Linked DNA regions of Homo sapiens: region 2 is linked to region 1. Evidence: chromatin contacts called from ENCODE Hi-C or POLR2A ChIA-PET data. All regions are on one chromosome and are shown on one strand. Each heading gives the region's core, a stretch centred on a gene start or an enhancer-like site at or near the end of the contact. The rest is flanking DNA. Distances are from core to core; before and after follow the strand shown.

What was found. A loop is a pair of places that touch in the nucleus more often than their neighbours do. ChIA-PET counts read pairs that join two places held with the same protein, here RNA polymerase II (POLR2A). Pooled maps may share reads with other maps.
Region 2: a map of PC-9 shows a loop between it and region 1 (5-fold over the local background). The contact joins two enhancer-like sites. A Hi-C loop is called at or near these places in 10 of 168 maps with a recorded cell type or tissue (MCF 10A, PC-9, adrenal gland and 6 more), 2 of 37 single-sample maps with no recorded cell type and 9 of 50 pooled maps. POLR2A ChIA-PET finds 5 or more read pairs at or near these places in 11 of 52 experiments (A549, AG04449, AG04450 and 8 more).

What each region holds. Positions count from the first base shown.
Region 1 is chr12:110,223,409-110,228,366 of GRCh38, forward strand. No RefSeq gene overlaps it. Among named protein-coding and RNA genes, the nearest start is that of ATP2A2, 55 kb to the right of the region's middle. RefSeq lists an enhancer at 338-838. Within about 2 kb of position 1,308, at least 14 of the 41 ENCODE cell types and tissues checked have a DNase peak (open chromatin) inside an H3K27ac peak, as active enhancers do; they include adrenal gland, where a contact is called at or near this core.
Region 2 is chr12:110,264,480-110,269,586 of GRCh38, forward strand. No RefSeq gene overlaps it. Among named protein-coding and RNA genes, the nearest start is that of ATP2A2, 14 kb to the right of the region's middle. RefSeq lists an enhancer at 4,621-5,107. Within about 2 kb of position 2,977, at least 13 of the 41 ENCODE cell types and tissues checked have a DNase peak (open chromatin) inside an H3K27ac peak, as active enhancers do; they include adrenal gland, where a contact is called at or near this core.

The DNA of each region.
Region 1 (4,958 bases), core at 58-2,557:
CTGATAACTTGTCAAAGCTGTCTCTACAAAGGCAAAGTCAAAGTTTGCATTGAAAAATGACTTTGTAGCTGGGCACAGTGGCTCACGCTTGTAATCTCAGCACTTTGGGAGGCCAAGGCAGGCAGATCGCCTGAGGTCAAGAGTTCGTGACCAGCCTGACCAACAAGGAGAAATCCCATCTCTGCTAAAAATACAAAATTAGCCAGGCGTGGTGGTGTATGCCTGTAATCCCAGCTACTCGGGAGGCTGAGGCAGGAGAATCACTTGAACCTGGGAGGTGGAGGTTGCAGCGAGCCAGATTGCTCCATTGCACTCCAGCCTGGGCAACAAGAGCGAAACTCCATCTCAAAAAAAAAAAAGAAAAAAGAAAAAGAAAAATGACTTTGTATGCAGGTGTGTGTCTTATAGAAGCCTTGTCTTATGCAGGCATTCTACCCTATATTAGTGACTAATGAGTGTGAGTAAATGACTTGTTTCTACAAAGGATTCTAGGTGCTTACATCATTCATCTTGTCTGGCATGAAGGAGTCTTTAGCCCCAGGGAACGGGTAAGATAGCATCCTGATGATTAACTTTCTTTAAACTTGGTTTTATCAGTAACGTCATTGTTACTGATTGTTACTCACCTACAGGTGAGGAGTAGATTACATATGCAACAGATCTTTCTTTTTTAGACAATTCATGGCAGCCAGGAGAGAAATAAAGCTGTATCTTTATTAAATATGTAAATTATTCCTCCACTCATACTGGCTTAGCTCCTCTTCCTCTTCCTTTTAATGAGAGCAGTTTAAATTAGAGCTGCTTGGCGTATGGCAGCCAGGCCTGGGATGAGTGTTTTGTCTCGGGGGATGGAGAGGGATCATTAAAAGTTATCTATGTATTTTTTATCTTTGACCCTACTGTCTTAAGATAATCTTAAAAAGAGAAGTTGACTGTAAATATTGTTTAGCCCCACCCCATCCTTGCAAAAGAAATCAAAAAATAAAACACAGATCCCAAATAAGTATTTTTAAGAGACTTGGACAAACATATGCTTTCTGCTCCTATGCTCCCTCTTTTGGCAAACTGGAAGTACTTTCTTGGCAAACATCGATATTTTCACAATTTCCTTTCCAGAATTGCTGAGAGGCTTGAGTCACCAAACTTGGTTTACTGCTATGGAAATTCACTATTCCGAGCACAGGAAGAAATTAAAGATTTTTGTTTTTCGGTGAAAGTATGTGTTTACACCTCAGTTCAGAGTGTAACAGCAGGTTCCTGGCTTGGCTGCTTAATGCTGCATGCGATATCCTGGTAAACAGTCATAGAATTTTGGAGCTTGAAAGGAACCTCAGAATGATTCATATAATCATTTATTAGATCAGGAGCTTTGAGGGATCTCTTCCAACCTCTCTCCAGTGTGGAAATCAGTTCTGTAGCGCATGTAGCGAATCACTTTCCAGCCATAGTAGTGTACCCGCAATGCGGCTCACTCCTCATGAGGGAGCCTGTTTCATTGTTAGAGCACAACCTAATTAAGTTATTGGTTCTGAAACTGAAGCAGACTTACAAAGGACTTTTTATGAACTTCAGTTATGCAAAGCAAGATTTAACAAATTTTATTCCCTGAAGCTCTAATCACGACCATGATCATGAGTGATTCAAGCAAATAACCTGGTACTGAGCACTCCATTTGTACCAGGCACTGTCCTAAATGCTTTATATGTGTAGAACTAACATAACTCTCACAATAACCTTATGAGGCAGCTGCAATTATCCGCATTTTATAGATAAGGGAACTGAAGCACAGAGAGACTTTCACAATATTATACAACTAATGATTGTGGCAGAGCCAGGATCCAAAACCTGTGCTCTTAAGTACTTATATTGCAGTGTGACCCATGTATATACCTATTGTATATAAGCAAACAGATTGATGTCTGTTTATGAGTTATGGTATGAAATAATTTTTAGTGCTTATTATAAAATTATAGTACCTTTTTTTAAAAAATGTGTTTGCTTACTATACCTAAAGAATAAACTTTACTAAATGGTTAAAAGTAACCTCAACCAACCAGATGAGGGAATTATACTGAAAATAAATGTTCAGTAAATGAATGAAAGAAATGAGTAGTAGTTTTAAATACAGAGCAAACTGAAACTTTATAGGGTTATCATTTAAATCTATCTGTGTGTTAAAATCATGCATGTCTCCAATTGCTGGACATTTAGATCAACTCCAGTTTTTCACTTTATGAACAATGCTGGAATGAAACTTAAAGATTGAAATACAGCTGGGTGGCCAGGCACGGTGGCTCACGCTTGTAATCTCAGCACTTTGGGAGGCTGAGGTGGGCGGATCATGAGGTCAGAAGTTCCAGACCAGCCTGACCAACCCAGTGAAACCCCATCTCTACTAAAAACACAAAAATTAGCTGGGCGTGGTGGCAGGTGCCTATAATCCCAGCTACTTGGGAGGCTAAGGCAGGAGAATCTTGAACCCAGGAGGCCTCCGCCTGGGTTGCAGTGAGTCGAGGTCACACCACTGCACTCCAGCTTGGGCGACAGAGCTAGACTCCGTCTGGAGAAAAAAAAAAAAAGAAAGAAAGAAATACAGCTGGGTGTGGTGCTCATGCCTTATCCTAGCACTTCGGGAGGCTACGGCAAGAGAATCACTTGAGCCCAGGAATTTGAGGCCAGCCTGGCCAACATGGTGAAACCCTGTCTCTACTAAAAATACAAAAAATTAGCCGAGTGTGGTGGTGCACGCCTGTAGTCCCAGCTACTTGGGAGGCTGAGGCAGGAGAACCGCTTGAACCCTGGAGGCAGAGGTTGCAGTGAACCAAGATTGTGCCACTGCACTCCAGTCTGGGTGACAGAGCGAGATTCTGTCTCAAAAAATAAAAATTAAAAAAATTAAAAAAGATTAAAATACAATAAGGTAATTAAGCAAAACCACAAAATTTATCAAATTCGGTTAAATCCAGAATCTGTTGAACAGTTTTATAGATATTTCTTGTCTTTTTCTGTGAAAATACCAACAGGCAATTTCTTTCTTAACCAAAGAAATTAACAAGATAATACTTGATTAATAGGAGAATGAAATTAAAAGTCCACTCATTTATTTTGATGCGAATATTTGTTATCTTGTGTGCCTGACACTGTGCTAAGTGCTAAAATAGAAATTGAACATGACCTAGTTTTTGCTCTCAAAGACCTCACAGTTTAGAAGACTCAAATATTATGCAGCAAAATAAGTGCTGTGTGTACAAAGAACAGGGAGCTCAGAGGAAGCAGCAATTAGTACTGATGGGGGATTGTGGAAAGATTAACAGAGGAGATGGAACTTGAGCTGATTTGTAAGGATGAGTTAAGATGTTGATAGGCATGGGAAAAGTGAAGACATAAAGGCATTTAAGGATACAGCATGTGAAGGAAAGGACAAGAAGTCTAGTAGGGCTCGGTAAGTTACACAGGTGCATGGGAGATGGGGAAAGAATTCATATTATGTATCAAGCTCTTGAGTTCTGTAATGTGCTGGACACTCAGACTGAATGAAAAGGTGCAGTAAAAATATAAGTGTGGCCCCTGTTGTTAACACGACTATATATTAAACAACAGTAAACACATCAAGAAGTAATAACCAAGTACTAAATTTTGTGGAGCAATAGAAATTCAATCAAATTGGAGCTATAGGGAAGAGCAGAAGGTCAAAGAAGAGTAGAGTCAAGGAGGCTTTATCAAAGAGGTAGGAACTGATCTGGGCCTGGAAGGATGGGTAAGATGTGGACAGATGAATGGGAGAACATGGCAGAACAGCAGGAGTGAAACCAGCAAGTATTCATCACCCACCACTCCCTTATCCAGCTCTATAGCAAGTATATTGAGCAAGAAAAGCATGGCTGTCACTTTTAAGCAGCTTAAAGTCCAGTTATCAAGATAAGCGATGTAACCAACAAATCAGTGCTGGATTAGCCAGTAGGCAAACATGCACTACAGATTTTCTGAAAGTATATGATATTTCAAAAATCAAAGAAGTTTCCATTAGAAAAAGCTGGGCACGGTGGCTTACACCTGCAATCTCAGCACTTTGGGAGACCAAGGCCGGGCAGATCACTTGAGGTCAGGGGTTTGAGACCAAACTGGCCAACATGGCAAAACCCCTGTCTCTACTAAAAATATAAAAATTACCCAGAGTAGTGACGCGCGCCTGTAATTCTAGCTACTCGGGAGGCTGAGACACGAGAATCGCTTGAACCCAGAAGGCAGAGGTTGCAGTGAGCCGAGATCGCACCACTACACTTCAGCTTGGGTGATGGAGTGAGACTCTGTCTCAAAAAAAAAAAAAAAAAGGAAAAGAGAAAGAGAGAGAGAAAAAAAGGAAGGAGGGAAGGAAGGAAGGAAGAGGGAAAGAAAGAGAGAAAGAGCAGAACTCTGTTAGACTTCCTTATATTCGTATTATGGTTTAGTCTTTGTTTCTTCTCATTGCATGTAGTGGGGAGGGGAACTATAATTTTTTGGAAGTTAGAGTCTCTAAAAATTTTAGTTCAGCTTCCTGGAATGGGATAAAAACCACATAGATAGTAGAGTTAATAATCCCCACAGAACTCAAAGTGGGAGAAAATACAGGCTGGAGCAATCTGGTCAGCCTAGAGGAGAAAACATTCAAGTTAAACCTCTTATGGAAGCTTGAGTAGAAATTGGCTCCAAGAGGGAGCAAGAGCTCCGTGGAGAAAAGGAAGCCCCAAAAGGGAATGCCCTGAGGTATGAGCCAGACCCAGCCGGAGGGAACAGAGAAGATGAAGCTGGAAAGGGAGTGAGAGATTGAAGCTGAAGGTTTCTAGTTGGTGGGATTATCAGCCATGGTCTGTTGGTAATAACAACAGGAGTTCTTCTTAATATCCTTTTGAACTGTTGATGAAATGAGATTCACTGCATTGTAGAGAATGACAAATTATCATCTTCCACGGAAGACTGCC
Region 2 (5,107 bases), core at 1,727-4,226, 43 kb after region 1:
GACACAGTGAGACTCCATCTCAAAAAAAAAAAAAAAGTCTGGCAGTTGAGGCCAGGCATGATGACTCAAATCTGTAATTCCAGCACCTTGAGAGGCCAAGATGGGAGGATCACTTGAGCGCAAGAGTTCAAGACCAGCCTGGGCAATATAGAGAGACCCCCTCCCCACAACGCTGCCATTCTACAAAATATTTTAAAAATTTAGCTGGGCATGGTGCTGTGCATCTGTGGTCCCAGCTACTCAGGAGGCTGAGGTGAAACAATTGCTTGAGCCCCGGAGTTCGAGGCTGCAGTGAGCCATGATCACGCCACTGCACTCCAGACTGGGTGACAGAGCAAGACCCTGTTTCAAAACAAAACCAAAAAAACTGACAATTGAGAAATGGTCATCAGCCAGTATCCCTGCAGTGCCAGACCCCATGGCAATGCCAGCCTTCACTGTCTTCAACATGGGAACAGCCTTCATGGTAGGAAAGAGAGCCTGGGACCTGATTATCATGTAAAGATAAATTCTCCACAGTGCAGAGCAGACAGGCAATTTACAGGTACCTGTAGCATAAAATTTAACAGCCATAAAAGAAGCTTTATCCATTTTGGAAACGGGGAAAAAAAACAAAGCTGAGTCTTTTGGAGAAGAAAGATAAAGTGAAATTTCATCTTTGATTTTCTCTGGGAAACATTGTAAACTAGTTAAAAGACAGACTGCAGAGGGAAGGAAACAATGAGAATTTCAGCTTTTTCTCTGTCCTTTTACTTGTTTATTTTAAATATATATGTAACTATAAAGCAAGAAAATGGAAGTCACTAGAGTTACATGTATCTACACTTGTATTTTTAGCTTTATATGAATAAACCTACAAAAAAAAAAAAAACCCCAGGCCAGGCGCAGTGGCTCACGCCTGTAATCCCAGTAATCTGGGAGGTCGAAGAAGGCAGATCACTTGAGCTCAGGAGTTCGAGACCAGCCTGAGCAACATGGAGAAGCCCCATCTCTACAAAAAAATGCAAAAATTAGCCGGATGTGGTGGGGCATGCCTGTAATCCCAGCTACTCGGGAGGCTGAGGCGATTGCTTGAGCCTGAGGGGCAGAGGTTGCAGTGAACAGAGATTGCTCATGGGTGATAGAGAAGACTCTGTCTCAAAAAGATAAATAAATAAATAAATAAATAAATAAATAAATAAATAAAAATTTTAAAAAACATAATAGTGAGTAAAACAAAACAAAATGCCGGATATGTACAAAATTTGTAAGTTTTGTGTAAACTATGAAAAATACCAGATAATACAGTTTGCATTGTTTTGTTTTGTTTTTGTTTGTTTTGAGACAGACTCTCGCTCTGTCGCCCAGGCTGGAGTGCAGTGGCACTATCTCGGCTCACTGCAACCTCCACCTCCCAGATTCAAGCAATTCTGCCTCAGTCTTCCGACTAGCTGAGATTACATGCAAGCGCCACCACACTTAGCTAATTTTTGATTTTTTTTGGTAGAGATGGGGTCTCACCATGTTGGCCAGGCTGGTCTCGAACTGCTGACCTCGTGTGATCCACCCACCTCGGCCTCCCAAAGTGCTGGGATTACAGGTGTGAGTCACCACGCCTAGCCCATTGTTGTTTGTGGATATACTTATCTATAGTAAAAATACAAGAATATGCATGAGAATGATAAACCCCAAGTTCAGGATAGAGGTTACCACTGGGAAAGAAAGGTCGAGAATGAGTTTCAAGGAACATACAAGGAACTTCAGTTCTAACAATAATGTTTTATTTCTAAATGGTGCATAGATGAGTGTTTATTATATTATTATTGTACTTTTTTCTGTGCCTGAAATGTGTCTTAGTTTTAAAAACGGGGGTGGCGGGAATTTGAAGCCTCTATACCTTCAATAATGTCTCTGTATCTTCCATAACGTTAATGGATATGTTTGTTGTTACAAGATTAAATCAAATGGTTTACGTTTTAGGAGGGCTGGGCCTTAAGATCAGCCTAAGATGAAGGTGCCTGCAATGTCTCTCTACTAGTGCTGCCAGCCACGTGCAAGGCACATCACATGCACAGTCTCTCATGTAACTCACACGAAAACTACATGAGGTAGATTCAATTATCCACTCTTTATAATTGAGGAAATAGGGACACAGATTAAGTAGCTTGCCTAAGAGCATACAGTATTACCTGGTGCCTGCAATTCTCTGAATTTGTCTCTCCACGTTTTCCAAAAGGTGATGTTTTGAAGACTGTGATAATATTGAATCATGTGACTGGAAAAACAGGGCAAATCACAAGTTAAAACACACCCCCTGTCTAACATGTGCAAAGCCCTCTCTGAGGAGTCTCATTAGCCTGGAGCCTGGTTCTAATGCACTAAGCCCTTTACCTTCCCTCCCCACTGGACCCCCTTTTTAATTGACATTTAATTGCCTGTGGTCAGATCTCCTCCAATCCCTGTGCCTCTGGGCCCCTGATCTTAGGGGACTTGGGGAGCTAGACCTATATTTTCTTGGATTTCCACTGACTTCCCATTAAATTATTATCCCTGGGTACAGTGGACTCCGTGTGCATGTGTTGCTTTATTTCGCCTTTAAAGCATACAGCTTTAATTGGGCAATCACAATGCCTTTCTCCCATTATCGTCAGCAGGGAAGTAAGTAATCAAGCTCCCCATCTTAAAACTTCGGTAAAATGAGGTCAGCAAGATGTGTGGTATTGACATGGCACCCAGCAAAGGAAAATGACTCTTGGTGGCTCACATTGTTGTGGGGCTTGTTTGCGTTGCTGTGCAGTTGTAATGGAAAATGAATAAAAATAAAAATCCCGGGGCCCTTTTTGGCCAGCACTTGGGAAGTTAATCCCACTGTCCTGGCAGAATTCCAGCTCAGGTCACTGCATTCAGCTGGCGGAAGCCTCCTTGTGCAGCTTTCAGTGGAAGGGGAACTCTGCTTTACCACTTTTCTCAGCAACATGTGCTGCAAATTAAGCAGCTGTCCCTTCCCCACCCTGGACAGGGCTGCATTTCGTGACTCAGAATGATCCTCTCTCCCCTTGCCACAGCGGGGAGTAGGGACAGATCTGGGATCAGGAAATTAAACTGGTCCAAGAACCAGTTGAGGAGATATTTGCTATAATAAAAATCTTTGTGGGTCTCTGAGTGCTTCTGCGCAGTCAGAGAATCACAGATTCCTAGCATTAAAAGGTTTTCCAGGAGTCGTCTAGTTTCTTTCTAAAACCCCATGCATACATTCCCTCCATTTGTTTTATAACATTTTATTATGCAAATTTAAAGTGTTTCTATACCTGAAGTACTTAGAAGTTTTCTCTCCCCTCCTCACCTATCTACTTTTTTTTTTTTTTGAAATGGAGTCTTGCTCTGTCACCCAGGCTGGAGTGTAGTGCCGTGATCTCGGCTCACTGCAACCTCCACCTCCCGGGTTCAAATGATTCTCCTGCCTCAGCCTCCCAAGTAGCTGGGATTATGGGCATGTGCCACCAAGCCCCGCTAATTTTTGTATTTTTAGTAGAGACAGGGTTTCGCCATGTTGGCCAGGCTGGTCTCAAACTCCTGACCTCAAGTGATCCACCCACTTTGACCTCCACACCTATATAGTTTTGTTGCTTCTTTTCATTGTTTTACAGACTTTTAAAAAAATGTTTAACACTCTTTCCAATATGAAATGTATTGCATTTCTTTTCTTTTCTTTTTTGAGACAGAGTTTCACTCTTGCTGCCCAAGCAGTGGTGCGATCTCAGCTCACTGCAACCTCTGCCTCCCGGGTTCAAGCGATTCTCCTGCCTCTACAGGCACCTGCCACCATGCCTGCCTGGCTAGTTTTTTGTATTTTTAGTAGAGACGGGGCTTCACTATGTTGGCCAGGCTGGTCTCAAATTCCTGACCTCAGGTGATCCACCCACCTCAGCCTCCCAAAGTTCTGGGATTACAGGCATGAGCCACAGCGCCCAGCCGGATTGCATTTCATGGTGTTAGAAATAGATCCAAGCTAATTCTTCTCCCTACAAATAATCTTCTATTCCCAAAGATGTTTATTGAATAGTGATTTCTAATTTGTGTGACTTAACCTCTCTGAGAATCAACTTTCAGTACCTGGAAAAATAGGAATGATAATGATACGTACCAGACAGGCTTGTCCTAAGGATGCACTAAGACAACATGTGAAAAGGTCCCAGCACATTGCATGCATGGCAAATGCATGTCTATTAAATGGTGTCTTCCTTTTTGTCCCTTCCTTCTTTTGATTTATTTATTTATTTATTTTTATTTTTTGAGACCGAGTCTCGTTGTGTCACCCAGGTTGGAGTGCAGTGGAGCAATCTCAGCTTATTGCCACCTCCACCTCCCGGGCTCAAGCAATTCTCCTGCCTCAGCCCCCCAAGAAACTGGGACTACAGGTGAGCGCCACCACACCCAGCTAATTTTTGTATTTTTAGTAGAGAGAGGGTTTCACCATGTTGGCCACTCTCATCTCAAAGTCCTGATCTCAAGTGATCCGCCCACCTCAGCCTCCCAAAGTGCTGGGATTACAGGTGTGAGCCACCACACCCGGCCTCCTTCCTTCCTTTTTTTTTTTTTTGAGGCAGAGTCTCTGTCACCCAGCCTGGAGTGCAGTGGCATGATCTCTGCTCACTGCAACCTCCGCCTCCCGAGTTTAAGGGATTCTCCTGCCTCAGCCTCCCAAGTAGCTGGGATTACAGGCGCATGCCACCATGCCCAGTTAATTTTTGTATTTTCAGTAGACATGGATTTCACCATGTTGACCAGGCTGGTCTCAAACTGCACTTTACCTCAGGTGATCCGCCCGCCTCAGTCTCCCAAAGTGCTGGGATTACAGGTATAATCCACCGCACCCTGCCTCCTTCCTTCCTTTTTATCTGCACCAGCCTATTTTTTTTCTAGAACCCTTTTATGTACCAATGAAATCAAGCCTTGCTGGAATGGTCGGTTGTCTACCCCTAGTTTTATACTGGGAGGCTACTAAGAAGAACGGTTGGGGGAGGACAGGAAGGTGAAGGCGCTTTCTGGAAAAGACCCATCCTAATGATACATGTGCTATGACTGCAGCCCCCTCTCTCCCCTCAGGTCAGAGAATCCTCTTAGAGGC